Regions from separate parts of the Homo sapiens genome. Here region 2 is linked to region 1. A link is an interaction called in ENCODE POLR2A ChIA-PET data of the cell type or tissue named here. Cell type or tissue: IMR-90. All regions are shown on one strand. Links, peaks and the distances in the headings refer to the core of each region. The heading gives the core; the rest is flanking DNA. Region 1 overlaps LOC105369701 (a long non-coding RNA gene). Region 2 has its middle 40 kb from the start of MIR4302.

Evidence for each region. ChIA-PET counts read pairs that join two places held together with the same protein. Peaks named below come from ENCODE experiments on the same cell type or tissue, not always from the same donor. Only the 100,000 strongest peaks of a DNase experiment are listed, where the experiment ranks them.
Region 2: POLR2A ChIA-PET joins it to region 1 with 9 read pairs; 1 of 35 experiments calls an interaction of 5 or more read pairs at or near these places.

The regions. Positions count from the first base shown.
Region 1 is chr12:25,327,178-25,342,951 of GRCh38, reverse strand. LOC105369701 (a long non-coding RNA gene) reads left to right here. Exons shown (of 4, transcript XR_931444.2): 3 at 20-168; 4 at 258-348. Among named protein-coding and RNA genes, the nearest start is that of KRAS, 84 kb to the right of the region's middle. In IMR-90, for the core only: no CTCF peak of the experiment used is centred there; a DNase peak (open chromatin) is centred at 8,951; H3K4me3 peaks cover 237 bases; H3K27ac peaks cover 428 bases.
Region 2 is chr12:25,826,648-25,842,421 of GRCh38, reverse strand. No RefSeq gene overlaps it. Among named protein-coding and RNA genes, the nearest start is that of MIR4302, 40 kb to the left of the region's middle. In IMR-90, for the core only: no CTCF peak of the experiment used is centred there; a DNase peak (open chromatin) is centred at 8,561; H3K27ac peaks cover 801 bases.

The DNA of each region.
Region 1 (15,774 bases), core at 4,142-12,141:
AATTACGTGTTTTCTTTAGATGTAGCATCAGTTGGTAAACCTCCAAGAACAAAGATCACAGAGATGTCTATGGTTGAAAATGGATCAAAGAGAATTCACAATGTCCAGAAAGAGAGGAGTGAGGCAACAAGGTGATCATTATCAAGTTCCTCACCTCCGAGAACCCAGGTATGTAAACACTCAATAAATGTTGAGGGAAGCTGGTGATCTACCTGGAAACTTAAGAGAAAATTAACCACCGTGAAATGGTTTCACAGGTTATCACACACAGGAACCATTGTGTCCGGAATTGGTTCCTTCCGGTGGGTTCTTGGTCTTGCTGACTTCAAGAATGAAGCCTCAGACCCTCGTGGTGAGTTGTTACAGTTCTTAAAGATGGTGTGTCTGGAGTTTGTTCCTTCCGATGTGTCCAGAGTTTCTTCCTTCTGGTGGGTTCGTGGTCTTCCTGACTTTAGGAGTGAAGCCGCAGACCTTCACAGTGAGTGTTACAGCTTTTAAAGGCGACATGTCCAGAGTTTTTGTTCCTCCCGGTGGGTTCGTGGTCTTGCTGACTTCAGGAATAAAGCTGCAGACCTTCATGGTGAGTGTTACAGCTCCTAAAGTTAGTACACACCCAAAGAGTGAGAAGCAGCAAGATTTATCGTGAAGAGCAAAAGAACAAAGCTCCAACAGCATGGAAAAGGACCCAAGCGGGTTGCTGCTGCTGGCTCGGGTGGCCAGCTTTTATTCCCTTATTTGGCCCCACCCACATCCTGCTGATTGGTCCATTTTACAGAGAGCTGATTGGTCCATTTTACAGAGAGCTGATTGGTCCATTTTACAGGGTGCTGATTGGTGCGTTTACAATATGTTAGCTAGACACAGAGCACTGATTGGTGCATTTTTACAGAGTGTTGATTGGTGTGTTTACAATCCTTTAACTAGACACAGAGTGCTGATTGGTGTGTTTTTACAGAGTGCTGATTGGTGCGTTTACAATCCTCTAGCTAGACACAGAGCGCTGATTGGTGTGTTTTTACAGAGTGCTGATTGGTGTGTTTACAATCCTCTAGCTAGACAGAAAAGTTCTCCAAGTCCCCACTTGACCCAGGAAGTCCAGCTGGCTTCACCTCTCACTATGTCTGGTTGGAGATTTTGCTTCCAGGAGCCATTGAATATAAATACTCCAGGAAGAAAATAAAAATGCTTTTACCCCATTGATATGATTTGGCTGTGTCCCCAGCCATATCTCATCTTGAATTCCCACATGTTGTGGGAGGGACCTGGTGGGAGGTAATTGAATCATGGGGGCAGGTCTCTCCCGTGCTGTTCTCATGATAGTGAGTAGGTCTTCAGCAGCATGAAAACCGACTAATACAGTAAATTGGTACCAGTAGAGTGGGGTGTTGCTGAATAGATACCCGAAAATGTGGAAGCAACTTTGGAACTGGGTAACAGGCAGAGGTTGGAACAGTTTGGAGGGCTCAGAAGAAGACAAGAAAGTGTGAGAAAGTTTGGAACTTCCTAGAAACTTGTTGAATGGCTTTGACAGAAATGCTGATAGTGATATAAACAATAAAGTCCAGGCTGAGGTGGTCTCAGATGTAGATGAGAAACTTGTTGGGAACTGGAGCAAAGGTGACTCTTGTTCTGTTTTAGCAAAGAGACTGGTGGCATTTTCTCCCTGCCCTAGAGATTTGTGGAACTTTGAATTTGAAAGAGATGATTTGGGGTATCTGGCAGAAGAAATGTCTAAGCAGCAAAACATTCAAGAGGTGACTTGGGTGCTGTTAAAGGCATTCTGTTTTATAAGGGAAGCAGAGCATAAAAGTTCAGAAAATTTGCAGCCTGACCACGTGATAGAAAAGAAAAACCCATTTTATGAGGAGAAATTCAAGCTGGCTGCAAAAATTTGCATAAGTAACAGGGAGTCGAATGTTAATCCCCAAGATAATGGGGAAAATGTTTCCAGGGCATGTCAGAGGTCTTTACAGCAGCCTCTCCCATCACAGGCCCGGAGGTCTAGGAGAAAATGGTTTTGTGGGCTAGGCCCAGGGTCCCTCTACTGTGTGCAGTCTAGGGACTTGGTGCCCTGCATCCTAGCCACTTCAGCCATGACTAAAAGAGGACAAGGTACAGCTTGGCTGTTGCTTCAGAGGGTGGAAACCCCAAGCCTTGGCAGCTTCCATGTGGTGTTGAGCTTGCAGGTGCACAGAAGTCAAGAATTGAGGTTTGAGAACCTCCATCTAGATTTCAGAAGATGTATGGAAACACCTGGATGCCCAGGCAAAAGTTTGCTGTGGGGCGTTTGGGGGGGCCTTTGTGTGGGGGGCCCTCATGGAGAACTTCTGCTAGAGCAGTGCAGAAGGGAAATGTGGGGTCAGAGGCCCCACATAGAGTTCCTGCTGGGGCACTGCCTAGTGGAGCTGTGAGAAGAGGGCCACTGTCCTCCAGACCCCAGAATGGTAGATCCACTGATAGATTGCACCGTGTGCCTGGAAAAGCTGCAGACACTTAACTCCAGCCTGTGAAAGCAGCCTGGAAAGGGGCTATACCCTGCAAAGCCACAGGGGCAGAGCTGTCCAAGACTGTGAGAACCCACCTCTTGCATCAGTGTGTCCTGGATGTGAGATATGGAGTCAAAAGGGATCATTTTAGAGCTTTAAGATTTGACTGCCCTGCTGGATTTCAGACTTGCATGGGGCCTGTAGCCCCTTTGTTTTGGCCAATGTCTCCCATTTGGAATGACTGTATTTATCCAACGCCTGTACCCCTGTTGTATCTAGGAAGTAACTAACTTGCTTTTGATTTTACAGGCTCATAGGTGGAAGGGACTTGCCTTGTCTGGGATATGACTTTGGACTGTGGACTTTTTATTTAATGCTGAAATGAAATAAGACTTTGGGGGACTGTTGGGAAGGCATGATTGGCTTCGAAATATGAGGACATGAGATTTGGAAGGGGCCAGGGGTGAATGATATGGTTTGGCTGTGTCCCCACCCAAATCTCTTCTTGAATTCCCTTGTGTTGTGGGGGGGACCCGGTGGGAGGTAATTGAATCATGGGGACAGGTCTTTCCCATGCTATTCTCGTGATAGTGAGTAGGTCCCATGAGATCTGATGGTTATGATAAGGGGTAGTTTTTCTGCACAAGCTCTCTTTGATTGCTGCTATTCATGTAATAAGTGACTTGTTCCTCCTTGCCTTCACCATGATTGTGAGGCTTCCCTCACAATCCACATGGAACTGTAAGTCCAATTAAACCTCTTTCTTTTGTAAATTGCCCAGTCTTGGGTATCTTTACCCAAATGTCTTTATCAGCAGCCTGAAAACGGACTAATACATTCATTTGATTTCCCTGGAGGAAAATAAGGCTGGTGTTCTATTTTTTTTTTTTTTTTTTAAACGGAGTCTCACACTATTACCAGGCTTGAGTGCAGTGGCACGATCTTGGCTCACTGCAACCTGCACCTCCTGAGTTCAAGCGATTTTCCTGCCTCAGCCTCCTCAGTAGCTGGGACGATAGGCATGCGCTACCACACCCAGCTAATTTTTTGTATTATTAGTAGAGACGGGATTTCAGCATATTGGGCAGGACGGTCTCCATTTCTTGACCTCGTGATCCTCCTGCCTCGGCCTCCCAAAGTGCTGGGATTACAGACGTGAGTCACCACATCCGGCCAGTTGGCTGGTGTTCTTAAGCAGAACATGTATACTCTCACACCTTTACAAAAAGATCTATTGAGAGATAATTTACTCATTGACACTGTGATTCAGGCTTGACTGACAAAATGACTGTAATACCTGTTCTTATTGTAGCCGGCCATGCTTGGGTTAGGATCAGGCATTCATATTCACACTTCCGACTGTAGAAAGGAAAAATTCTGACTATAGAAAGGAGAAAGGAAACTGTAATGATACGAATGAAGTATTTGATTTCAAAGGTATGTTTGAAATCATCTGCCACTCACAGAGTGGAATTGTAACATCAGAATCTAGACCCCCATCCAAAATTAAATTGCCAGTAAGTTATGGCACATTTTAGGAAAACTCGTGGTGCTCTCGTTCTCACGTAGTGCTCAACTTAGTCCTCTCGACAAATTTGCCATATTTCACTCTATTCTTCAGTCTCGCTATACATTATCTTTTTGAGGGCACAGATGGTGTCTTACTCACCAGCAGATTTCCAGTAGCTAGTACACTACTGGGTACACGTTAAATCCTTTAAAAACAGTTGTTAAAGAAGTACAAGGACATCCATTAAAACGCCTAGATTTTTATTACCAATCTGCAAAATTAACATAAATGGCTAATCATATTATTGATATAACTGAGGCTATGTATAAGACCTGTTGCAATGATGCAAAGCAGCACAGGAGTTCCTTATACATTACCAAGGAGGAGATTTTGCATTTAAATCTTTTCATATGATTCCAAGATAATCTTGAAAATCTTTGAACATACTTTCTTTTATAACTGCAGGCGCCATTGGCTAATTTTCTGGAACACACCTTTATACTCTGGTCCAACGGATTTTTTAAGATGTCTTCAAGACCATATCTGGAAAAAGAAATAAGCAAATGAACATTTATGGATGTTACACTATGCCCCCACATGCTGCACTAAATGCTTTCTTTATTTCCTTTGAAATGGTCATCACAGTTATCTTGTGACGTAGCCATTAAACTCTCATTTTATGAGTAAGGAAATCAGTGTCTTTATTTGTAACCTCTGAAGGAATGGAAAATAGATGGAATAGAAGCCATCCAGAGAAAAACTGTGCTCAGTCCTAAGATATGCCAGTACTGGAAGATATCCAGAGCAGATGAAATAGACAAAACACTGCTCCTCAAGGAATAACCACATGTCACAGCATCCTCTGTAATAAACACACAGTGTTGTTGAGTATATTCCCACGGGGCCTTTTAAAGTAATTGGATGAATCTAGAATTTAGCCTTGTGCATACAGTTGCTAGTGAATGGGTAAGTCAGTTGTCTTTGAGGCCAAGTTGGCCTATGTGGGTCACAATAAAATGCTGGAGTCCTCCCTCGGGCTCTGTCCTTAGAATTATTTATGTACACCACAACCATGTCCATAATTTGGCTATATAGAGCCTAGATGTACATCTCCAACTTGGACCTCTGTTGAATTTCAGCCTCAGATAAACTGACTCCCAGACATCTCTAAAACGTGTCTTATGTTGGGCCCTTGATATTTTCTCATCAAATCAGCTTCTTCTCCATCAATGACAAATCAATTGTTAACGCTCTTCATGATCCGGCACTTCCTTACCTCCCTGACTTCATCTCCTACTGCTCTCCTCTTTGCTCACTCTACCACAGGCACGTGGCCTTCATTGCTGCTTTCTAAGCATACTTGGCAAGCACCTGCCTCAGGACCTCTGCACTTGCAGTTCTCTTCTTGGGATACCTTTCCCCTAGATATTCACATGGCTTCCTCCTTCACCACCCTCAGGTCGTGCACAAACGGCACCTTCTCAATGAGGCCTTCCCATCTAAAATTATAACTCCCTTCCCACCCGCCCCTCCAAGTCACAAGCACTTTCTATCCCCTTCCCCCTCTTGCTTTACTTTTCTTAAAATTAATTTATTCTCACTCATTTTGGCAGTGAAAGTTGCTTTATTTTTCTCTTTTGCACTTAACACTATCTAACCATCTACTTATTTTTCTTATTATCAGTAAGAAACACTTGATGAAATCTTAGATGTCTTTGATAATAAGATGCAACATTATTTTTGTATCACAAGAAAAGAAAAACAGCTGCCAATTACAAATGTAAGATGGTACTAAGTCAGATTACAATTTCAGAGATTTTGAAGTGTGAAAAATTGTCCATCTTACATTTGATGAAATAAAGTATTTTCTTTATTGTTTTTCTCTCTCACTAAAATGCAAATTTCCATATGGATGTGGATTTTTTTTTTTTTGAAATGGGGTCTCGCTGTGTTGGCCGGGGTGGTCTCAAACCCCTGGTGTCAAGCAATCCTCCCGCCTTGACCTCCCAAAATGTTGGGGTTACAGGTGTGAACCACTGCACCCAGCCTAGATATGGATTTTTATGTTTGGTTCACTGCTGTATTATCTGGCGCGTGGTAGATGTTTAATAAATATTTGTTGAATAAATGTTCAAGAACTAATAAAAAAAGAATAAATAATAGACTCCTATATGAGCAGAGTATATCTGTTCTAATTGCCTTAGAAGATTGAAATCTAAGAAGAAAAAGATCATAGAGGATGTCAAAGCTTGATCTGAATTTCCTAGAGTTTTCTGAAACCTCTAGAGAAGATGAGAGACCAATATTAATTCCATAAGTGCTACTGATGTTCTCAGGTTGAATGCATGCAAAGGCCATCCAACCTCAGTTAAAGATTTTCCTAGAATATTCTCTGCCTCCAAAGCTTAACCTAACAAGCTCCATCTTACTCAGATTCTCAGCTCAAGCATCACCTTCTCAGAAAGGAGTTCCGAGACTGCACGATCTAGAAAAAGTAGCCACCAGCACCACCTATCCCAGCTCTACCCATTCATCTCTATCTCATCACCTTGTTGTCTTTTATTCGTAGTACTTTTCACTATATGAAGTTATAGCATGTGCTTAGAACTGTGTCTGAAACAGAAAGTGCTTAATAATTAGCTGTTGAACCAATGTACATGGAGTGTTTGGATCCCTCAAAACTCTTCTCCCTCCCATCCTGACCTAAAAAAGTTCTAGAGAGTTCTATTGTTAAAGTCATTCCTTTTAGTAAAGTTATAAATATTCAAGAAATCTGATTATAAAGCAAATGTGATATTTGGACAAAGATAACATTAGCCGAGGGGTACCCATTAACACCTTGATAAATGCCACTTTTCCTGATGAGCGATTTTTATCTAATTAGAAAAAACAAAGCCCTGAGTGATGGGGAGAAGTTGGCTAGATGGCTTAGAGTAAGACTGGTGGAGTTCAGAGCAGCGACTGTGAAAGTGAGAATCCCAAGAAGCTAGTTTCCTGGACCTGAATGTGAGAAGGGGCAGGGGCATTAAATGGCTGAGTTTGACCTCTCTAACCTTTTGTCTAGGATTTGACCAAGCCCAGTGGCTACTTATCCTCCCTTCTCTTCCCTGTGCCTTCACCCTGTGATTTTCTCATCACCTTTTACATTCATCTACTAAGAAAGAATGCTTTCTATGCATTTTAGTTTCTTTTTCCTTCCAAAAAGGATCATCCAGTATATTATTTGTATAATGCAATCTTAGATCTACAAATTTTTCTAATGTCGACCTACAATTTTCTTGCTGTAGCTCATTCTGCCTTTGCACTATCTGTAAAGGAAAGAAAATGTCTGTTTAGTATATACTTCATAGAATATCTCTTCCTATATTTAAAGATCCTTAAATTCTACACTTCATAGGTCAGCTGAAGAATTTTTAAAATAAGCTTTATTTGCTTTATAAGGGGGCCAGTTATTGGAAGAACTTCAACCAGTATTTAAAAGCCAACTTTAGTCAAACCACTTTGTCTAGACACTTCACCTCAGTTTTCTGCAGTTTAAATATCCCACATCTTTAAGCCTTTCCCTATGGGGCCTCTTTCACAGAACTTTAATTAGTTTTGTGGTTCTTTCATAAAGTCATCTCAATTCTTTTTTCCCCCTCTGGTAATGAAAGCTTTTTTCCTCTAATATAAAAGCTTTCCAACCAATGGATTTCGTTTGAATCTCTGGATATCCAAAGCATGCATTTATATCCTCACTGAAGAAAATTATATAACTTTCTATTTTTCTTCTATGTACCTTTAAGTGATTTATTTTTTCGCCTATAATTTTATTATGCTAATCAGCTCATAAACATGGTCAGAGTGTGTGCCCTAGACCTAGACTATTCAAAATTCAGTAAGAAGAGAAAAGAGAGAGAGAGAGACAGAGACAGAGAGATTAGAAAGAAATATTTAAAATGTGTTGTTAGGATAACTTTGTGATTACTCAGGGATAGAGAATTTAAAATTTCAAATATAGACAGCCTAATAGGTACTAAAAGCCTAGAATTGTGCATTTATATTAATTCTAAGTGAGTATTTTTTTTGGCGTCTTTGAAAGAGAATTTTCTGTGTAAAAATGATTATTTTGAACTTTTAAATTAAAATGACAAGTTCTAAACAGTAGCTCTTCATTAAGGTGTTAAATTCAAAGAATTATTCAAAAGTCCAGTAATTAATAACAATTATATTTAGGGGCCATCAATTATGTTTAATCTCATTTAAAGATAAAGGGGCTCCTTCGAATACCTTAAACTCTATAGATTTAAACATTCATTTTCTTTTCAACACTGTAATTGTCTGTTCTAACAAACAAACTTTCCTGGTACCAAATAAACCATGACTCTAATAAGCTTATAAATACAATGAGCTTTAGGATCTTTTCACTATTTTAATACATAGATCAGCTCAATAAAATTTCAACTTAAATCAAAAGTCTAAATCCATTACGTATAACATACATGTTTAAAATAGAAACTAAGAACTGATCTGTTAACTGTAATAGGCTAAATTATAAACATTGAAAGTACACATGGTGAAACCCTGTCTCTACTAAAAAATACAAAAATTAGCTGGGCATGGTGGTGGACTCTTGTAATCCCAGCCACTCGGGAAGCTGAGGCATGAGAATCACTTGAACCTGGGAGGTGGAGACTGCAGTGAGCTGAGATTGTGCCACTGCACTCCAGCCTGGGCGACAGAGTGAGACTGTCTCAAAAAAAAAAAAAAAAAGGAAGAAAAAGAAAGAACCAAAAATACTAAGCATACATAGATTTCCTAACACAAAATATGTTAATACCATGAAAAACTTTCTAAATCTTCGTAGAGTTGGAAGAGGCTTAGTCATCAAGGAAGTGATGATGTCATCCTTCACAGTTTGGAGGATTACCTCCCTGTGTAATTTATGGATTGACTTGCTGAAGCTTTGTGGGTGCCAGGTGATACAGGCTGAGACGACACTCGATCGGTGTTTATGACACTGAAAGGGCATACTGGCGTATTGAGCCCTATTTATAGCCTGAAACAGAGATTTCATCATTTGAAACAAAAGTCCTTAGATGTGAGTCATCTTATTACCTAATTTTCAAATCATATTGGGATCTGTAACACTCACTTTTGAAGCTTTCTCATTTGAGTGGATTGGATTTTATATTTCTTTGGCTTCTGAGATGTTCAAATGGCTTTTTTTTTTTTTTTTTTTTTTTTGAGACTGAGTTTTGTTCTTGTTGCCCAGGCTGAAGTGCAATGGCATGATCTTGGCTCACTGCAGCCTCCACCTCCCAGGTTCAAGTGATCTCCTGCCTCAGCCTCCCAAGTAGCTGGGATTACAGGAATGTGCCATCATGCCTGGCTAATTTTGTATTTTTAGTAGAGATGGGGCTTCACCATGTTGGCCAGGCCAGGCTTGAACTCCTAACCTCAGGTGATCTGCCCACCTTGGCCTCCCAAAGTGTTGGGATTACAGGCGTGAGCCACAGCACCCAGCCATTTAAATGTCTTTTTAGTCAAACTCCTGAATTCTTTACATGTACTTTTAAGTTTTAGAACAACGCAACTACTATAGATAATAAATTAATAATCCATTAAATTCTGGCTATGTCTTCTGATTTGTCTGATTATTTTACAAGTTCTAAGATCATCAAGCTGACACCTTGCACATCTCCTTCTAAAAATAAATCCTAAGGAAATATTCAGAGATGTGCAAAAGAATTCAACCACAGGGATTTCATCACAGTATTATTTTTAGTAGAAAATGACCTAAATGTCAAGCAAAATCTTTTGTTATTTTAAAATTCCATAAAGCTGGGAACCACAGTTTGTTCATTTTTGTTTCTTGTTTTGTCTAGGATTTACCTTATGGCATTGCACATAGAAGGTGCTCAATAAATGCTTATTAACGGAATAGGTAACTAAATAGTCTTGTGGACACCCCTCTGTAGCAACTGAGGCACTAGGAGTGTAGCTTGGGAGGGTTTTGTCTTTCAAAATCTCTCTGTGAGCCCTTCTTCAAAACGAATAGTTGATGTTTTTCAGGTCTTATGTCACATGCTTTACAAACTCACAGCTTTAATCCTCTCTTTGTAACAAGACATGACTTCTAAGCCCCTCTATGTAGAATTCTAGATCTGACACACCTCTGTAAGATGCAGTCTTGAAAAGAGGGAAGGAAAAGAAACTTCTTGATACCCTTTGTCACATTTGTTCTCTCACAGGAGAAAATGATGTGGAAAGGAGAATGGACCCCAAGCCAGCTAAGAGATAAATGCCTCTGCTCTGTTAACAATCATGTCAAATTCTTACATTTTCCAAAGTTTGTGCAATAGACATGTATTCCTTTTGGAATAAAGAAACATAGTGCTTTAAAAACTATGCTTAACTAATTCTATAATCTGCTTTCAATTTTTACTTATTCAATTTATTTATTTTCTGCCAGTGATCTAAAAGCTTTCGTTGTGCATTGTTCAATGGACACCTTAATACAGTTGCACACCTGGGCAGAGTGCTGAAACTCACTGTCATTGCAAACTTGACTTATACCATACTAAGAGTGAAACTGCTAACTCAAGAGTAAAAGACAGAAAATAGTCCAGAAGACAGCCCAAAGCTTCAATGACAGGGCTGGTCTGATTCTTGCAGGCTCTGCTCCCGTCCTCAGAGTGGAAAAATTCACAGGTTTGCAAATTCAAGGTCTTTCCCAAGGCTTCTAGTAAACAATTACAAAGTTCTTTTTTTTTTTTTTTTTTTTTTGAGATGGAGTCTGGTTCTCTCGCCCAGGCTGGAGTGCAGTGGCATGATCTTGGCTGACTGCAACCTCTGCCTCCTGGGTTCAAGTGATTTTCCTGCCTCAGCCTCCCAAGCAGTTGGGACTACAGGTCCATGCCACCACCCCTAGCTAATTTTTTTGTATTTTTAGTAGAGATGGGGTTTCACCATGCTGGCCAGGCTGGTCTCAAACACCTGATCTCAGGTAATCTGCCCACCTCGGCTTCACAAAGTGCTGGGATTACAGGCGTGAGCCACCATACCCTGCCTAATTAGGAGGTTCTGATTTCCAAAGTGAGGCAGATAACCAGATAACACTGGACTATAAAGGGGGTGTAGAGAATGTTGTTAACATTGAATTCAAGGAAAGGGTTTACTGTGAATAAAAAGAAAGGTGAGTAGATGCACAGAGTGACAGGTGAGAGTGAATCCCAGGAGGTTACTACTGTCCACCCTTGGGGGCTGCTGGGAGTAGTGACAGACACCCTTACCTGCAGTCCTGGAAGGCTTGCTGGAGAAGATGGTTTTCAGTAGCTGCTTTCTCAGACACACGTATCAAAGACATTGGTGTCACATCAAGTTATGCTAAAAAAGAATTGGGACATCTAGCAAGTAAAAGAGAAAACAGGAAATAGGGTTTCAGCGTTTCTGGGGTCTCACTGGGAGCCCCAAGGTGGTAAATTAATAGTCCTTGGACAATTATCTTAGAGTTTGGTTGCCTGATGGTCTGTGGTCTCCTCCCTGCCCAGTCCCCATTGCAATCCCATGGTTTATGTGCCATATATACCCCCATCTCCATCGCAAGAGCACCTGTCTCACTCCACACTTCTATCCCCTCACCCTCAATGCTCTCTCTCTCAGTTACCTACGAAATTTACGAATAGCAGCAGAAAACCACTGTGATATGTGATATGCAGGAGCTGTGTAACATGGTGTAGTTACAGGCGAATAAAACCCAGGCTCTGATGCTGGCCCTACTGGGCTCTTTAAGCCTTGTTCCTCATACTTACAATGAGGATAGAATGCACACTTTCCAACTATGCTGTCAGGGTGGAATGAGATAATGTCTGTGAAAACACCAAGTCTAATGCTCAACTTTCTGTGTGCTTGGAAGATAAACCAGTGTATTTTTCAAAATATGAAAATATGGCCAATAACAGATGAGTTTTGATACAGTCTGATTATTTTCCTTCTTTAGTCTTGCAATAGGTCTCCTCTTACCTAAATAAATTTCAGTAATAATAACTATATCCAACTTAAAATTTGCATAAGAATATGCCACACTATTGAGTATGAACATGCAGGTTTTGGATTTATAATCCTGCCATGTGGCTTTAGCATCTAGGGGCTTCAGTTCCTAAGTAAGGTCAAAGAAAGGCCCTCTTCTAAGCCAAGCTTTGGCTGGTAATAGTTACTCTTCCCTTTGGCTCGCATCAATTGTCTGTAATCTACTCTCACTCAGGTCTCACCTCCGCAAGGACAAGACCCTTCCAGCTACTCTAAACAACCCAAATTTTCCCTTGTTGGGTATTACTACTAGTACTTAATGGCTGTGAAGCTCCAATGGAGATTTAGTCATGAAAATAATATTCATTACATATAGTCCCCATTTATAGAACACATTGTATTTATCTAATTTTTACAACAACCCTGCAAGGTAGCTATAATTATCCCTATTTTGCAAATGAAGGCATTAAAGCTAAAAAAGTCTAGGTAACAATCAATAGTAGCACTTAGATTCAAAGCATGAGGTTTTCACTCCACTAATCTACCTTCCAAATCTGTTTATTATTCATTCATTTTGGTTTTTTAAATTTGTAGGCTAATTAACTTGTGTCTGTTCCGTAAGCTACTAATCATGGTATCTCTGAGCAAAAGACTTACATTACACTGCTGATTACTTTTGTTTCATCTGCATTTCTAAGTTACAATCACCTGTTAGACAAAGATAATGCCCTCCAATTCTTAGGTGTTGTCATTGTATATTTTCAATACAAGGCTAAGAATGCTAAACACTCTCTATACATACTTTTTAAACTAACTGAATTAATGAAAAAGAGAGATCATAATGAGAACTCCAGATCTCCAGATCATTACTACCCATCAAAATTTGAGCCCAAGATCACCTGAGGTCACGACTTTGAGACCAGCATGGCCAACATGGTGAAAACCCATTTCTACTACAAATACAAAAATTAGCCGGGCGTGGTGGTGCACACCTCTATTCCCAGCTACTCGGGAGGCTGAGGTGGGATAATCGCTTGAACTCAGGAGGCGGAGGCTGCAGTGAACCGAGATTGCACCACTGCACTCCAGCTTGGGGGACAGAGCAAGACTCCGTCTCAAAAACCAAACCAAACAAACAAACAAAAATTGAGCCCAAAAACGAAAGTCAGTATGTATTGACTTATGTCAACACTACAGAGGCAACGGAAATACCTAGTATGCAAAGATGTCAGATCCTCAGAAAGTCTAGCTCAGTGTCACCAGTTTTCCAAATGAAGGATTTGAGTTCTTTGTTTTTCATGACGAGGGGAGCCAATGCAGAGCTAACCCAAATCCTTGCCTCTCAAATGTTTTTTAAAAAATAAATTTTAAAGCTGATATTTACTTATAGCAAAACACATTCAAAAAGTGGCAATAACAACCAATGTTTTTGTCACCCAGTTTTTTAAAATAGCTTACCTATGTGTTACTCTTTTAGACATTCAGATATTACTAAATATATTCTCTTACTGAAATGTTAACTGCCAAGATTCAACCCACAGGCATATTTTTATAGGCAAGTTACATATCCCTGAGAAATTATAGAAATACACAATAACGCCTACATCCCCAGGGCCAAAATCCACAAGCAGCTTCTACAGACCTCGTGCTACAGGAGGCAGCAGTTTTTCCCAACTAAAAAGGACTCATAAAAATCTCAAAGGAGGTGAAAATACCTTTTTAAAATATGAAGCATCAAACCATCCAGTCCCATAAAAAGGGAAAGGCACTAGCTAAAAATATATCCCATGTTCTTTTCAATCTTGTTTATTGTATTCATAAATAAAAATGTCCTACCATATATTTTATTCATGCATATACCATGAATATTTATTCAACAACAACAAGGCTAGAGGTTCCCAACAGTACTCTGGCTTTATCATTTGTGTCCATTTGCTTCAGTCTCCAAGGACGTGGTTATTATGAACAAAAATCATGCCTGTGAATTACAATTAGGGCTTGGATAAATTGCATCATCAGTCAAATATTAAACATTTGGTGAGTGTTTATGACATGTAAGACAATGCACTAGGCATTGTGCATATTCAAACTAAAAATACAATTCCTCTTTTTAAGATGAGAGTTAAATTGAATACAGATATTACTATGTGTGCTTAATATCGTACAAACAGACATCCGATTTCTGTAGACCTTTGAAGACTGAGCTGTGGAAAAAAAGAAAAACAAATTTTAGAAAATCTGAGCTGAAAGCAATTTGCCAGTCAACATTTTGAGATGATTTGTCTCTGAAGTTATGTGGTTCTCTCTAGATGTATTGATTCTAGTACCTAGTGTATTGTTGTTTACATTGGCATTCGCCAAAATACATTCTAGTTTGAACTGAGCAAAACAAAGTTAACTGGAATTTCTCAAAGCCTTTAATATGGTAATGGGTTTCCTGGACATATTCAACAATGGAAGTTTTTAAATTTTGTTTTGTTTACAGCACGTCTACTAATATCTAAGAGAACCTATGTTTGTTTCCATGTTTGTCTTCTCAGGAGTACAGAAGTCCAAAGATAATTGTTTTTTAATTTTGTGCATTTTTATTGTTGTTGTTTTTAATCTAAAACAATTAAGATAAGCATGCTGTGAATCATCAGAATAACTATCTTATAGCTGAGTAGTGTCACGTGGTTTTGGTGTCCTCGTTTGCATTTCTGCTTCTGAGCAGGTTAATAGCAAGCCAAATGACATCATGCTTTGTTGCACAAGCAAGCAAAGGTTCCCAGCGATTTGAATAGAGGAAAGTGGTAGGAAAATGGAATCATTACATTGAGCATGATTTACTGGCTTGTTGAACTCAAGAGAAAATGTGCTGTAGTGGACAACTCTATGCTAGAGCAGGAGTCTGGAGTGTACATATTATGTTTTATACAGTCCCTCTCATGGCAGTTCATTAACATTAGCATAGTTACAATTTTAAAACTTTAAAAAACTATTCTCTTTTTCTTTAATACATTTATTTATTTATTTATTTATTTATTTATTTATTTATTTATTTGGAGACAGGGTCTCACTCTGTCACCGAGGCTGGAGTGCAGTGGCACGATCTTGGCTCACTGCAACCTCTGCTTCCTGGGATCAAACGATCCTCCCACCTCAGTCTCCCGAGTAGCTGGGACTACAGGTGCGAGCCACCACACCTGGCTAATTTTTGTATTTTTTTGTAGAGATGAGGTTTCACCATGTTCCCCAGGCTGGTCTTGAACTCCTGAGCTTAAGCAATCCACCCACCTAGGCCTCTCAAAATGCTAAGATTACAGGTGTGAGGCTCTGTGCCTGGCCAAAAAACTATTCTCATGTACTCTATTTTGCAGGAAACTATTAAAATTGTTGGCAGAACAAGATAATAAATGATAAACATTAAAAAGAATTTCAAATGCCCAGACAATGGCAGTGAGTCAAGGGATTCCTCGTGTGAGAAAGCAAAGGAATCATGTAGACAAAAACACAAACACATTGTTCTACTATTTAATTCGACGTTGACAGCTTAGTTTCCGCAGAACATCAGTCATCAGATTAATGTTGTAGAGGTATATTGTAATTTGGTTCTGATTTGTTAATTTTCTTTGATTTTATTGTCATATGAAAGCCACAATAATTAAGGAGTTTTCCCTCACCTAATATTTGTATGTGATTTTAAATAATATAATAAAATAATTTAAGTCAATATTTAGAGTCTTCATGGCTCTCTCCCTCTTTACTCAATTTTGAAAAACACTTGAT
Region 2 (15,774 bases), core at 4,909-12,908, 500 kb before region 1:
AACCCGCCTTGAGACAATATATACATCAATGTCACTCTTTTTTCCCCTTTCTTTTTTTTCCCACTCGGGCTTTTTGTTTGCTTTTTGAGACGGAGTCTCACTCTGTCACCCAGGCTGGAGTGCAATGGCGCGATCTCAGCTCACTAAAACCTCTGCCTTCCAGGTTCAAGCAATTCTCCCTGTCTCAGCCTCCCAAGTAGCTGGGATTACAGGTGCCTGCCATCATGCCCAGTTAATTTTTGTATTTTTAGTAGAGACGGGGTTTCACTATGTTGGCCAGGCTGGTCTTGAGCTCCTGACCTCAGGTGATCTGCCCTTCTCAGCCTCCCAAAGTGCTGAGATTACAAGCGTGAGTCACTGTGCCCAGCCTCCCCACTCAGTCTTGATATTTAATTTTTGGTTATATGAAACCATAGCTTTGCACATATTTTAAAATTCTATCCTCAGTGAACACCATGATGGAAGAGCTGTATAGGGCAAAATATGAGAGAAGGAAGGCAGAGCTTCCACGCCCTTGCCAAGTGCACCACTCTCCAGGTACCTTCATAAATTTAACTATACACAAGCTCCTTATTCTTTCAAATGGTTGCATGATACAATGTAATATGAATGTATTATCATTTATTAAATTCTCCCTCTGTTGATGGACACTTATGTCATTTCCAGTTTTGTGAGTACTGCTAACAGTGCTGCCATCTTGTACATATATTTATGTATGCTTGTGTATTTCAGAAGAGATTGTTGTGCATTCAACAAATATTCACATTTTAAAAGTAAACAGATACTGACAACTGTCTCTCCAACTGTAGCACTGTCAAATCAAACTTTCTGAGACAATGAAAATGCTTTCTATCTGTGTTGTTCCATATGGTAGCCACTAGCCACATGTGGCTGTTGAGCATTTCAAATGTTGCTAGTGAGACTGAGGAATTGAATTTTAATTTTACTTAATTTCAAATCTGCATTTTCAGTCAGTTTTTTGGCTGATAGCCATTGGTTAGGACCTTTATAAAAATATTGAATAATAGCTGTGAATAGGCAGATTTTTTTTCTGAATTTTAATCAAAATACTTCGAATGTCTCACCATATGTGTGACATTTCTTGTTGGTTACTGATACATTCTTTTTGTCAAAGTAACAGACACAGCTAGTGGGCTAACCTAACAGCCGTTCTGTGGCCTCCCACTGTAGATGATGGAAAGCTAGCTACTTACTTCCTCCATTAAAGGGTGGTCTACCCACGTCTTATGGGGGAGAGAGATTGTGAATCCTCTTAAGGGATAGGTATCAGAGCATGTGTGAGTGGAGACCTCATTGGCATTCTTCGTTCCCAACTTCCAGTCTTGATGCCTAGAGCTATGGCAATCCTTCTGATTGTAAGCAACCAATGTGTGAGAGTGAAGAGCAGACAGCTAAGCATGGTGAGAACACAACGCTAGAATGAGCCTCAGTCTTGGGTTATATTTTTGGCTCTCTGACCCAGTTCTGAGACTGTCTGCTTCCGAAATTCTTGTAAAATAAACACAAAATGTTTTTACAGCTTAAACCACTACTACTCATAGTTTTCTGTTTCTTTCCACCAGAAACTTTTTTTTTTTTCTTTTTTGGAGACAAGGTCTTGCTCCATTGCCAAGGCTGGAATGCAGTGGTGTAGCGGCGTGATCACGGCTCACTGCAGCCTCCATCTCCCAGGCTCAAGCAATCCTCCCACCTCAACCTCCTGAGTAGCTAGGACTACAGGCGCACACCGCAACCACAGCTGGCTATTTTTTTTTTTTTATTTTTAGTAGAGATGGAGTTTCACCATGTTGCCTATACTGGTCTCAAACTCCTGAGCTCAAGCGATCCTCCTCCTTGGTCTCCCAAAGTGCTGGGATTACAGTCATGAGCCACCAGAAACCTTCTTAACTGGTACAAGTTAAGAACACTTTTTTTTTCTATTCCTAGCTTTATAAGTATTTTTAAAACTAGAAATGAGTGTTATAATCAATCAAATGTCTTTCTGAAAATGACATTCAAATAACAGCAAATACTTAAATTGTGCCTAATATATGAAAGGCACTGTTCTAAAAATTTTTCATTTATGAACTAATGTAATCTTTACAGCAACTCTACAGGGTACATATTATTCTTTTCCATATTTTACAGATGAGGAAACTAAGACACAGAGAGGTTAGTTCAATTGCCCTAGTAAGTGACAAAGCCAGGATTTGGACCCAAACAGTTTGGTTCTAGAATCCTGGATCTTGCTGTATCTCTAGTATTGAAAATGACCCATGGACCACAATATGTATTTCTCAGTTCCATCATAATTTTATTTTTAGTTGTCTTTATTATTTGGTCAAATTAATGGCAAGTGAATATGAATTAGGTATTTTTTACTGTAAAAAGAGAGCACTAGTGAAATTCATTTGATCAAGCTTCATAGCAAACCTTGGCTATTCTTACTCAATTAATTTTCTTAGTTTGACTTCACAAATTCATTTCTTAGCCTTCTTTTTTTCTTTCTGAGACTCAAAAGAACAATATCCCTTTTTTATTCCTACTAAAGCTAGAATTGTAATGGATGAATCAAGGTAATTTTTCCCATTTCTTTGACTTGTCTTGATTTTGGCCACATTTTCTGCTTTTTCCTCCCTTCCTTCTTTGATGAAGGACAGTGATGCTTTTGTTCTATCGTCTAAGAAAGTAGCATAGAAGCAAACAAAAAAGAAAATGAGAACTTACTACTCCCACCCACTCCTGGGTTTTTATGCGTCATCTTGTTTGTCCTATGCAGTAGTGCATGACTCAACAAATATGGACAAGGTCTGAAAATTCTGTTGGCACTTCATAAATAATAAATGGTAATAACAGAGCAACCTGGCAAAAGCAGTTATATAAGCAAGATGTAAACCTAGATTATATACAATTCATGGTATAATGGGAATTACTTTTCAGCTTTCTAGAGGTTGGCAATAGAAAATCAAGTTGATACTTTATAATCTTTCAAGGCTCTTGTTCTATTTTTCTTCTTTCATATTCTTTAGGTATTGATTGGCATCTGGCAATGCCTTTGGAAATACAATGAATTCAAAATAACTAAACAGGAGTTTGTGCAAAAAATAATTGTTAGTGGCCTGACTACAGTCTATCAATGTAGGCTTGTTCTATTTACTACCACCTGGGAAGACATGGAATTTCTGTGTGTATATACAAATATAGTGATATTTAATTCATAGATTTATCATAACCATCATCATCATCACTACATTTATCATTATCAAAGTGATAATGGTAATATCACAAATTACCATAGTCATAATTTTCATGATTATGTGAGGTTTTTGCATATCCACCATTTGTTATAATTCATTTTCTAGTGATTAAAAAAATCATTGCTAGGTGTGTAATTAAATGTCAGTGAATCTATATAATTAATCTGTATTTTGTAATAAACACTACAATCTCAACCTCACATAAATCCATGAATTAAGAACTGTATCTTTGGCAAATATATATGAGAAAAGGTGCACAAATATTTTCTATAATGTAAATATGAAGTTTATTTAAGCAATACCAGTCAGAAGGGCAGAAAAATAAAAATGATGCAGGCAGAAGGATTGATAGCATTCACAGGGACAGAGGCAGGAGTATTTATAATGTTCACCGTCACAGAAGAAAATACAGAGTAAGATGGACCATGAAAATGAAAACATCAGAATAGAGTGAGGAGAAATTCAATAAAGACAAGAAGATTTAGAGACTTGAAAGGGAGGCTTGGAACTATTTATCGCTTTGCTATAGAAAGCAGTGGAACCAAATAAAGAATAAAATAAAAAATAAGGAGGTTGGAGAAGGAGATATTCTAGGGAATTTAGATAAGGAATTTGAGTCTGTTGGGAATGGGAGTGTTTGGAAATATACATACATCTCCTCTCCGTTCAATTTCACGCTTGCGGGAGCACAGATGGGAAACTAAAAAGAAAAAGAAAGGCAAGACCTTTAGTGGGGTTTCTCAGGGTGTTACCTCATGAGTATTGTTCTCGAAGGAAGATTGCTTTCTATGCTCTTTAGCTTTTATTTTACTTTACTCCATAATGGAATTTAGATAAATTCCCTGTGTAACATCTTCATAGACACAAGTTTTAGAAAAGCCCACTATTTCCCTTTCTCTATAGCATAGCTTTGTGGTGGACTATTGTCATGCACAGCCTTCTGTGTGAGGACGTCTTAACTCAACTCCTAAGAAGTCCTGGGCTTAAATCCTTCTTCTTCAAGCTACTAGCAGTGTCACTGAGAAGTCCTATAGGCTTCAGTTTCTTTACCTGTAAAATTGGGAAAACAACTGTACTTAACGCATAGGTTGTTGTGAGATATCAGATAAGCATAATGCATGGAACAGTGAATGTTCAACAGCTGATGTTATTTCTTTAATATGAACAATCTTATAACCATCAATATAGTCTTTACCTACCTGTTATTAATACTTTGCTTAATGGCTTAGCATTGTACTGATGGAAAGCTCGCTCTGCCTAAACAAGCGTCAAATTTATTCTGGGCATGATGGGGACTTTCACCTGATTTTGTTGGTTTACAAAGATAAAGAAATTTAGTGCCTATTTGTGATAATGTAAAAATTACTATGTATCAGAGAAAAAGGCATATCAAAGAAACCTATTTTTTAGAAATGCATAGAAACCAATCAATGTGACCTTGAGACTTTAGCAAGATGAAGTTTGAGACATCATGTGGTCATGAAGATGGAGGATGCAGTGAGGCAGGGCAGGCTAGGGTGGTGAATATACCTCTGGGACTCTTCTTGGCCTAACTTGATCCTGCTCTAATTGAAAACAGGAGCATAATCAAGAAAATGGCTCTTGTGATTTAAAAAAATAATGACTTTTACTATGTATATATTAATATACATATATGACCATATATTTACATAAATATTAAATATTTATAAAATATTAAATATATATACAACTTGATTAATTATTATAATGGAAAAACTCATGAAACCACTATCCGGACAAAGAAATAGAACAATGCCAGCACTCCAGAAACTGTTCATGTGTCCTCCTCAACAACAATTCCTTTTCCTGCCTTAAATACTGTTGTGACATCTATAGTAATTACTTCTTTAATAGTTTTTCATAAAGAAAGTTATGTGATATTTGTTAATTCTAAACTTTAAAAAAGTATTATGTAGTGTGATCCTGATTTGTGCATAATAGCAGAAGTGTGCTAAATTGTGGGTGTCAATTTTAATTTGTGGATGTCTTTACCTACCTTGGTTTTGCTTAATGCTATGTTAACTTAATAGAGAATGTTTTTCTATGCTGGGACCAGATTTATTTATATTAGTTTTGTTTAACTATGATTTGAGGTCATTTGTGATCTCTCACTCTTCTACTACTCCCAATTGAATGGAAGCTGATTTTGTGACTTCTGAGTACTTACCAGGTACCATACTGTAGTTGGCATTCTGATAAATATTCTTGCATAGTATATTATTTTAAATTCCTTTACTTTCAACCGTTCTGTATTTTGTATATGTTGGAAACAGAATATTGCTATTTTTAGTAGTATTTTAAAATATTTCTCTTAATAATTTTTCTATTTTAATTAGAAGATTTTGTACATTTATGTTTAATGTAATTGACACTATCCTTAGGTTTAAAACCACCATTTTAATATTTAGTTTATTCTTGTCTCACTTTGTTTATGTTTTTTTTTTCTCTTTTTTTTCTTTTCAGAAACGAGGTGTCACTGTGTTGCCCCTGGTGGTCTTGAACTCCTGGGCACAAGTGATTCACCTGCCTCAGCTTCCCAGAGTGTTGGGATTACATACAGGTGGGAGCTACTGTGCCCAGCCTGTTCATGTTCTTTTTCCTCTTCTTTCTTCTCTTTATTATCTATTCCGTTATTAGCTTGATGGCTATACACTCTTTTACTATTCTTTTATTTGGTGATTAATCTAGAAATTAAAACGTAGCCTTAATTTATTCCGATTCTATTTAAACAATATTTAAAAATATTTATTATTTAGTGCAGTCTGCTTATAGTGATTTTTCTTTTTTGGTTTGTCTGAAAATGTCTTTTTTTCATTTTTAAAGTACATGTTGCTGGTTATAGGTTGACAGCTATTTTATTTCAGTATTTGAATGATATTCTGTTGCCTTGTAGATTCCATTGTTGCAGTTGCTATTTCAAAGGCAATTTGTCTTTTTATTTCTCTGGCTGAGTTTAAGATTTTCTCTTTGTCTTTGAGTTTCAGTGGTTTTATTGTTGTGTACCTTTAGGGTTGTCCTTTTTATTTTTTTCTTGGAATTTTTTAGAGTTTCTTCAATCTTTATGTCTTTCATCAATTTTGGAAATTCTCAATCATTTTATCTTTAAATATTGCTTCTACTCTATTTTCTCTCTTCTCTCTAGGACTTCCGTAACAACAATTGGAGCTTCTCATGGTATCGTCTATGTCTCTTATTTACTCAATTTTCCATCCTTTTATGTGTCTGTCCTTCATCTGGATATTTTCTTTGGACTTATGTTCTAATTAGCTTTCTAAGTTTCTTATAAGCTGTGTAATCTCCATTAAGGTGATATTTTTCAGTTCCAGAATTTTCATTTACTTTTGTAGTTTCCAGCTCTCTGCCGAAGTCTCCAATCCTGTATCTTACTTCCTTGAACATTAGCCTGATTCTCCTGAACTCTGTTTTTATCATCTATTGTTTCTTTGGATTTGTGGTCATGTCATCTTGGCTCCTGATACATCTGGTTATTTATGAGTACATGCTAGCCATTGATTTGAAAATTTGAAGTCTAAGATGTTATCTTCTCTCAGGGAGGATTAACCTTGGCTACTGACAAGTGGCCAGAAGCAGTAGAGATAAAGGATTGAGATAAAGGATCACATTAATTCCACTTCAGAGATGATTTGAAGTTAGGCTTTTGTTTCTGCCAAGAATGGTCTACTTCTCATTTACTCCTTTTGGCTAGAGCCTTGGGGTTAAATGGAGATAATGATACCACCAATTTCATAGAGCAATAAACATTCATGTAAAGCACTTAAGCACCGTGCTTGTATATAGTCTATGCTTAAAACTGTTAGTTAATATTGTTAAGAATCAATAGAGGAAGGTTGGGGTTATGATTCTACTATGAATTTACTTAATTATTCTGGGTAAGTTGTGGACCTTCTCTAAGCCTCATTTCCTTCATTTGTAGAATGAGAGACTTAGATGAAATGACTTCTAAAGTCCCTCCAAGCTCTAAAATTCTATCACCATGCAAGTCTTAAATAGAATTGCAGACTCATTCTGCCTTCTTCTCCACCCAATCCACCAAGAACATTTGTTACAAAAATATGTTATGGGGAAAAATAGAACTTTCCTGGTAATTTATAGGGCTATATGCAGGGCAGTTTGGGTTGATAGCTTAGTGGAGTTATCACCCTTTCATTGTTCTTCAGGTCATCAAATTATTAAAACAATCACACACTGGTATGGCTGCTGTGCTTCTACTGTTTGGTTTGAAAGACATTCATTAACAGAGGTAGAAAGACCAACATATTTGTGAAAGGTTAAGGCCATGTTTCTCCCTAGTGTGAATTAACATTGTCTTTCACAACTGTCATACTTTTTTTAGTAATGAAAAAATGGAAATCTTACTTTAAAAAGATAATTTTTTAAATACTTAGACTTCTTTTTGCTCTCAAAACTAAAGTGATGCATAACTTTAATTATAAGAGAATTCCAAAATCATTCTTTAATTCTACCTTATCTTCCTTGTCTACAGATTCATAATCTACATATTCTTCATGTGTAGTCTCCACTAGTTCAGAATCAAATATGTCAATTCTATTGTACTATTTAGAGCATTACATGGCAGTGACATCAAATTAGCATATATATTATTGTCTTCACTTTAAATAATTTTGTTTAAAGTGTCGCTAAAATTTTCTTTGTCTTAGCTATATTAAGTAAAAATATAGCCAAAGAAAGTTAGTTACCAAATCCTTAATGCCTGTTGCTTGTTTTTCATTTTTTAACAGAAATATTGACAATACACTCTGAGTCAGAACATAAAGATGTTATCCAAAATTCTTAGTAGAATATACAGCTTTCCAGACTGCCTATCTCCAAGAAAAATCTTGGATTACTTTAAACATATAATTCAAGAATCTGAAAAATGTTCTTACCTTAAACAATTTAAATAAATGTGATTTTGTGAGTTGTTTGGTTGATATCTTCTCAGTGGACTCAAGGACAATCTCACTTTCACATCCATCTCTTTGTGATAAAATGACAGGCATTTCAAGAGACAAGAGGCAGGCTGCTGCCCACTCAAAAGTACAATTCCACCCATCAGGCAGAGCTCCCAAATTAAGGATCATAGCAATTACACACAACAACAGCATGGAAAAGAAGCCAGTGCTGCAGAGGTGATCTGGATCCAGGAAGAAAGGGAAGATGCCTTCAATCAAAAAGTAAGTCTGTCATTTCTAACATGTGGTCTTGCCCATCTTCTTTGCAGAATTTTAAACGCTACTACAGTTTCTTCAACTTCTTTCCTCCTCCAACGCTGAATCATCACTAATGTTTACTAAAGAAAGTGTGTTCTATTCCTTGGTCTTAAGAAAGATGGCTAAGTTTTTTCTCAGTCTCAAAGAAAAGATAATTATCATAGTGGAGAGACTGCATGGCTTAAATTATTTTTTGGAAATTAAGTTTTATCTTGGGGTCTTGCTCTTCTATTTCTGGCTAATTAATCTTGGTCAATTTTTTAATCTCTGTCTATTACAGTTTCCTAATCTGTAAAACAGAAATAATAATAAAACCTCTAAATCCTTGATAATTGTTAGAGATTAATATAATTATTGTTTTACATGAATTTATGTTGAAGTAGTCTTTCTACCTTTACACCCAGTGACTTTCTGGTACACAATACCTGTCTGGTAAGTAAAAGACAGCAACATCAATATTGGGCAGCATTATTGCTGGACCTAGGACTGAGCTAGGTGTTTTGGAAAGTGAAAACATAGTCCTGACCTTAGCTATCTTAAAATTTAGTTATGTACATGAAAAAGATACAGTAGCAAAGTTGCATTCAGTTGTGAAAATGCATTGAATTGTATACTTCAGCTATGTGTAATTTTATGCCTATTATTAATCAACAAAAAGAACAGAAAAGTAGATAATTTTATGGCAGTTGTATAATATACGTTGTAAAAACCTAAAGACATTTATATCCTAGTTGAAAATATAGTTGGAATTAATAGCTTCCCTTTTTTGGAGCCACCACATTTATAATAATGTAGAAATCACCATAAAGCACCACATAACATGGCTACCTTTCTAGAATTGAGATTGGTTCCTAAACTGGATGAAAATCCATGTCCTATTTATAGGGCGACTAAAATAATTCTCTTGCTCTGTGTTTCCACACTAGAGCTTTCCCAGAAAGTTCAAGGAAATAAGTCTTACAAAGGAGTTTGCTAAATTAATCAGTAACCCACCAAAAACAAGAGAGGGTTGTCCCTCTAACTCTAGCAGAAAAGATTTGGGGCAGAATGCTTGATGCTTCTTTTACATATGCCCATCTCTGAACTCTGAAGCAATCACTGAGCCTATGGGGAGAGAGCACTCTCATTGTCTGGCTTATAATATGATGGGGAGTGAGGGTACCGTGACTGACAGCCCCCAGGATGACAGATTTTGGAGAAGGTTGGTTCTTTGAAGGATGTGAATCTAGGCAGACAACTCATAACTGTTTGCATAGTAAGTGAAGAAGTTTGAATATTCTTCTGTGGTGTTACTTGATCAAAATTTCAAAGTGGAGACGGGGGGCTGATTTAAAGATAATTGCTACAATTTAGGTAGGACCAATGAGGACAATAGCTATGGAGAAGAAGTGGTGTGATAAGGAGAGACCTCATATTAGGATGTAGCATCTACAGAAATGATTGACTCATTGCCTGCAGAGGGCCTAGAACTAGAGCAAGATATCCATGGTGGCTCCCAGATATCCAGTTTGGGTGACTGGAGGATGGTGGTGACATTCCTCTTGAAAGGGAGATGGGAAGAGAAGTAGGTTAAGGTGGAAGAGAAGCTAATGAGCTCTGTTTGGGACATGTGGAGTTGTAGAAAATAATAATGAGTTGGAAAAACAGAAGTCAAATCATATTGTAAAGTTGTCTTAAAAATGAAATTATTTCAACAAATCTAGGAATTACATAATTGAAACGTCTACAGAAGGAAAAAAAGGAAGGAAAAAAAGAGTTCAGTAACAATTTTTTTTCTTGCAGAGCAAATTCATTGTGCACTTTACTTTATTTGGGTAACTGAAGGAGATTTGACCTTCCATTTAGAATAACTCTGTTCCACTGCATTTTATGATTACTGAGAATATTTGTTTAAAGAATAACATATTTTCCCATTCAAAAGTAATTCATACCTGTTAGAGACAATTTTAAAAAGATAAAACAATGTATTATGTACAATAATAAATATATTTGGCACAGTCTGTCTTCCCTAAAAGGTTTTTAGTTATTACAAATCACATTTGTTGTTATAGAGTCTAACAATACAGAAAAAGAGTTGATATCACTTAAATCTCACTACCTTGATTTAGACACTGTTAGCATTTGGCTATGTTTTTGTGCTTTGCTTTATGTACACACACACAGACAGATACTAATTTATTTGAATGTAATCATGTCATATATGTTCTTTTTTTTTTACCATGAACAGTCCTGTAATTTTTTAACTGTTGTTTACTTGTGATTTTTCCTTGTGTCTCTCCTTTTCTTTATTCCTTTATTCTCTGTCCTAAACAACATATATTAATGATACATATGTATAATATATCCACATATATTTAGTACATTATATATAATATAAATTATACATATTTTATATCTGTATATATTATATATACATATAAAAATATGGGGACTGGGCACAGTGGCTCATGTCTATAATCCCAGCACCTTGGGAGGCTGGGGCAGGAGGATCACTTGAGCTTAGGAGTTTAAGACCAGCCTGGGCAACATAGTGAGACGCTGTTTCTACAAAAATAAAAAATTATCCAGGTATGGTGGCATGCACCTGTACTTCCAGCCACTCAGGAGACTACAGCAGGAGGACCACCTAAGCCCAAGGAGTTCAAAGCTGGAGTGAGCTATGATTGTACCGCTGCACTCCACAGCCTGAGTAACAGAGAGACTCCTTGTCTCTAAAAGAAAAAAAAAGGGAGACTTGGTCATGATTTTAAAAACTAACATTATATTATATATATTTTTCTGCATCTGGCTTTTCATCCTTAACTACACATGGCAAAAATCCCCCCCAAGTCAGTTGCTTTAGGTATCAGGTAAGAGCATCCATCTACTTCAATGTAACTCTCCTAAGAGCAAGGACAATGGCATATTTGTTTTCTGTAGCACCTAATATTGCAGCAAGTATAGCACGTACTTAAGAATGAATATGCTGATATTGTCAATAATTTGAAGCCAGGCTATTGAGAATGAAAATATTTGGACTAAGCAATTTGTTATAGTTCAGTTATGCAAAGCACTAAGTGACACAACCCCATGAAGTTGATAATAGTATTACTATTTTCATTTCACACACTAAGACGATGAGGTACATAGACAATAAATAACTCTCCCAAGAGTACAAAACCCGTGCATTGCAAGATAGTGCGTTCAAGTCTCACAAATTCCAACCAAATGTGTTATCCCTTGTATTTTGTGAAGTAAATAGCAACCATGATTAAATCAACATGTCCAACACGTATAAGAGAGTAATTTGATCCTGAGGACTCACACCATGATCTCTGCATGGAGATTTGCGTGCAACTCTCACGGATACGTTTTTCCTCCTTAGAGTCTTTTATGGTGTGTAGTAGACATGGATTTTCACATTCCATTTACAGAGGAGAAGAATAAAAACACAATGAGGTTATTTTATCAAATGACATACAAAAAGTCAGTAAGGGGAAGAGACAAAGAAACCAGTTCTATTAATCCCCAGGCTAGATGTCTGCCTCCAACAAAACCTGAATTCCGGAAAACCTCATTGAGCTTACGTTTTATTATAAAAGCGAATCTCAGCACTTGGTTAATTTATGGCTTTAAGCAGAAGGAAGGGAGGAAATGTGGTGCTTCAGTTGGAGCTGGTGCATAGCTGGGGATGCAGAGCCAAGCTGTGGCTCACCTGAGCTGATGTGCTGCACAGATGGTCTGCATCAGAATCTCCAGGAAAGTGTGCAGAAAAAACAGAGCCTGGGTCCACCCATGGAATCAGAATTGGGGAAAAGAGCCTGGAATTTAAGCGATAGACTCTATGAGCTACACTTTTTAAAGAAAGGGGCTCTCCTTATGTTGCCCAGGTTGGACTTGAACTCCTGGGCTCAAGTGATTCTTCTGCTTCAGTCCTCTGAGTAGTGGGGGTTACAGGTGTGAGCCCCTGCACCCAGCTTCTATGGGGTGTACTTTTAATAATGCCAGGCAACTTTATGCATGCCAACATTTGAGAACAACTGTTGTGCCCTTCAAAGGCACCTCCTGGGCATCTTGGCTTAGTGGGAAAGGCAGCCACTTACTGTGGGTTCTTGGGGAAGTCAGTTAAATCCCCCGATTCTCAGTTTCTATATCCATAAAACAGGGATAATAGCACTTCGGAACACATAGGGCTATTATAAGAATTAAAAGTCATGTATGTAAAGATTCTGGCACCCAGTAATTAACTATAATTGGTATTACACTCAAATTAATCATAGGTGAGGAGGCTTATGAGGATATTTCAGAAAATATGAATCTGATGAACTTTGCGTGGCTCTCAGTGTGGAAAGAATCTTGAAGAAAAAAAGTTAGGAATCCAGTGATGCACAGTGACTAAACCCAAGTAAAGGTCAAGATTTTAACACACTGCACAAAGCAGCATCACTTCCTCCTGACATTCTTTTGGAGCAGATGGTTGGGTAACGTAATGGAAAGCAGACCCAGGCAGAGGCATGGCACGGAGACGACCAGTTGTGAAATACATTCAGATGGGGTGGTACTGTTTAGATAATGGTGGTAAAACTATGTTGAGTCAGGTGCCAAATGGTGAGGCACTGATGCCAAGACAAACTGACAAACTGGAAAACAGCAGCACCAACACAGACCTCTAGGGAAAAGATCAGGATATACCAAATTAGAGAAAAACAGGATCCTTCATAACTTATAGCTTTGTAAATGCATGTGATAGAAAACTTTACATGTTTTCTCAAAAAAGGAAGCAAACAAAAATGGAAAATTAGAGCCAATTCCAATGGTCAACATGGGAAATTTTATCAGGGAAGCTTCTTAGATCTAACTATGGGCAGACCACAATCTCTCTTAGCTTTAGAGACCTCAACTGTGAAATGAAAAACTAATTGTCTCTCCAGGCCTGTTTCAGTGGGAAAACCCTCTGGTTCTATAATAACACAATGAAATGCTGGCTTTAGTCTAATTTAGTCTAAGTCCCATCTGAATTGGGAATTTTAACAAAACAACATTTCAATTAGTAGGGTTTCTATGTTTTGCCTCTTGTTTTATGTTAAATTATGCATTGTTTTTTCATATAAAACCAAGTTAATAGTGGGAGGAAAGTAGCATTACCATTTATTGAGTGCTTAGCTAGGGCAGAGCACTTAGCTAAATTCATTTCAGATGTTATTTAGACCCCACAAGAATCTCAGAAGATAAGTACAATGATGATGCCCATTTTACTTATGAGAAAATTGAGGAGCAGGTTCAAAATCAAGCTGCTAAGGCTCAGAGGAGGTACCGAACCCAAGTCTCAGTCTATGCACAAGTCTATGCACAAGTCTCAGTCTATGCACATTGAGAGAGAGAAGGGGCTGCTCCCTGTTGTTAGATGAGTTTAGAAGGGAAGTTCCTGATTCCTCTGAGAACTGGAGGACCCTGCTTGTCTTAGATTCTGTTTTACATCCACTCCTGTATGTGCTCCACTTTCTATTCCTGGAGTCATCCCCTCGGAGACCCAAAGGCTGACATTACAGCAATGACATGAGCCATCTGTCACTGCATATTTTGGCCACAAACTTTAACTGGAATCCAGAAGGAGGGAAAAAGACCTGACAGGGATTTTGCCGGTGAAGTCCGGGGCAAAGGTCTGAATGACACCACTGATGAGTGACAGCCCCTTCCCTCCTGCAGGGCTTCTGCACACTGAGTTCCCCGAGTTGATTGTGATGATCCTGGAAATATCAGAAAATGATTCCCTCACTGTCGTACTGCTTCACTTTTGTTATCTGGAATCAAAGATAATGTACCTAATGACATAGAGTAAAAAAGAAACAAAACATTTTAAAAGATGTTAGAGACTATTTTCAGTCTGTAGCCAAGACTACAGTACTTAGAAATGTTTTTTATTAACAAAAAGGATAAAATATGCTTATGTTTACATTCCCAAGATTTATTTCTGAAGCAAAGTTTTCTGCTTTGATTAAAGTCCCCCCGTTTTAAAAACAGTATGGAAATTCACAAGGTTTGTATTTAAATTTAGAGAGCCAAGAGAGGTCAACATTTTTTGTTTTTTGGACAAGGTCTCGGTCTGTTACTTATGATGGAGTGCAATGGTGCCATCATAGCTCACTGCAACCTCGACCTCCCAGGCTCAAGTGATCCTCCCACCTCAGTCTCTCAAGTAGCTGTGACTATAGGCACGTACAACCACACCTGGCAACATTACAAAAACAATTGAATGCAATGAATGAGGAAGAAGACTTTCTTTTACTTGAACAAATATATCGATTATTAATCAAAATTAAAAATTCATATTCAACAGCAAGAAAAAAATAATTTTTTTGACATTGGCCTCTGAGATGGGCTTGAGTCTATGGGACTCAAGGGCTGTACACTCCAGGAAATTAGATGGGAACAACTTTTGTTCCAGTCATACAGGAAAAGGCACCTGAAAATTCTTATTTCCAACTTCTCAACTTTCAACAATATGGCCCATGTATAAACCTGGGCTTATCTTAACCTTGAAAGTTTTGGCATGTGGTGTGATACATGGTATTGAATTGGGACTATCTACCCAGAACATCTCAACACCATGATCATCCACATTCCTGGGCAAATACTTCACAAAGCACTGTAACACTTGCTGGTACCTTGTTACCCACCCGTGAAGGTGCATAATCTAAGAGAGATAATATTGACCCAAACATAAGGGATATATACAAGTGATTTTAAATAAGCCATTAGTAAAATAAATAATAAATTGAATATCTTTAATATCATGGTTAAATGGAAGAACAAAATTCACTAAAATGGGAGGGCAAACAAGGGGAATTCATGAGTTACAAGTTTACCAGGGAAGAAGCAGTTATCTCTGGGGCATAGGGAAGGTTTCCTTGACAGTCAGTGTGATGCTGAGAGGGGGAAACTCTGGTGACTGGACCTCCTCACAGGTTGCTTATGGAGTGGCCAGAAGCAGTCCAGACCTGGTTGGGGAAGAACCACTGCAGTTAATCCTGGAAAAGCCTGTCGGGGATAGAAGGTGGAGCTGTGCTAAAGGCTCACTAACTGGGGAACAGGTCAGGAGAGTGAGAGCAAGATGGGTTAAGGCTAATTGCAAGACATTGGCTGTGAATGAAGGGGTAGATATCCAGGGGCTGTCAAATTAAAGGTGTGGGGTCAGCAGGACAATTATGGCCTCACATTTTTTGTAGAACAAGGTGGGATATTTTAGAATATTTTATAAAATTGTGTATTAAGAAAAATCGGTTACT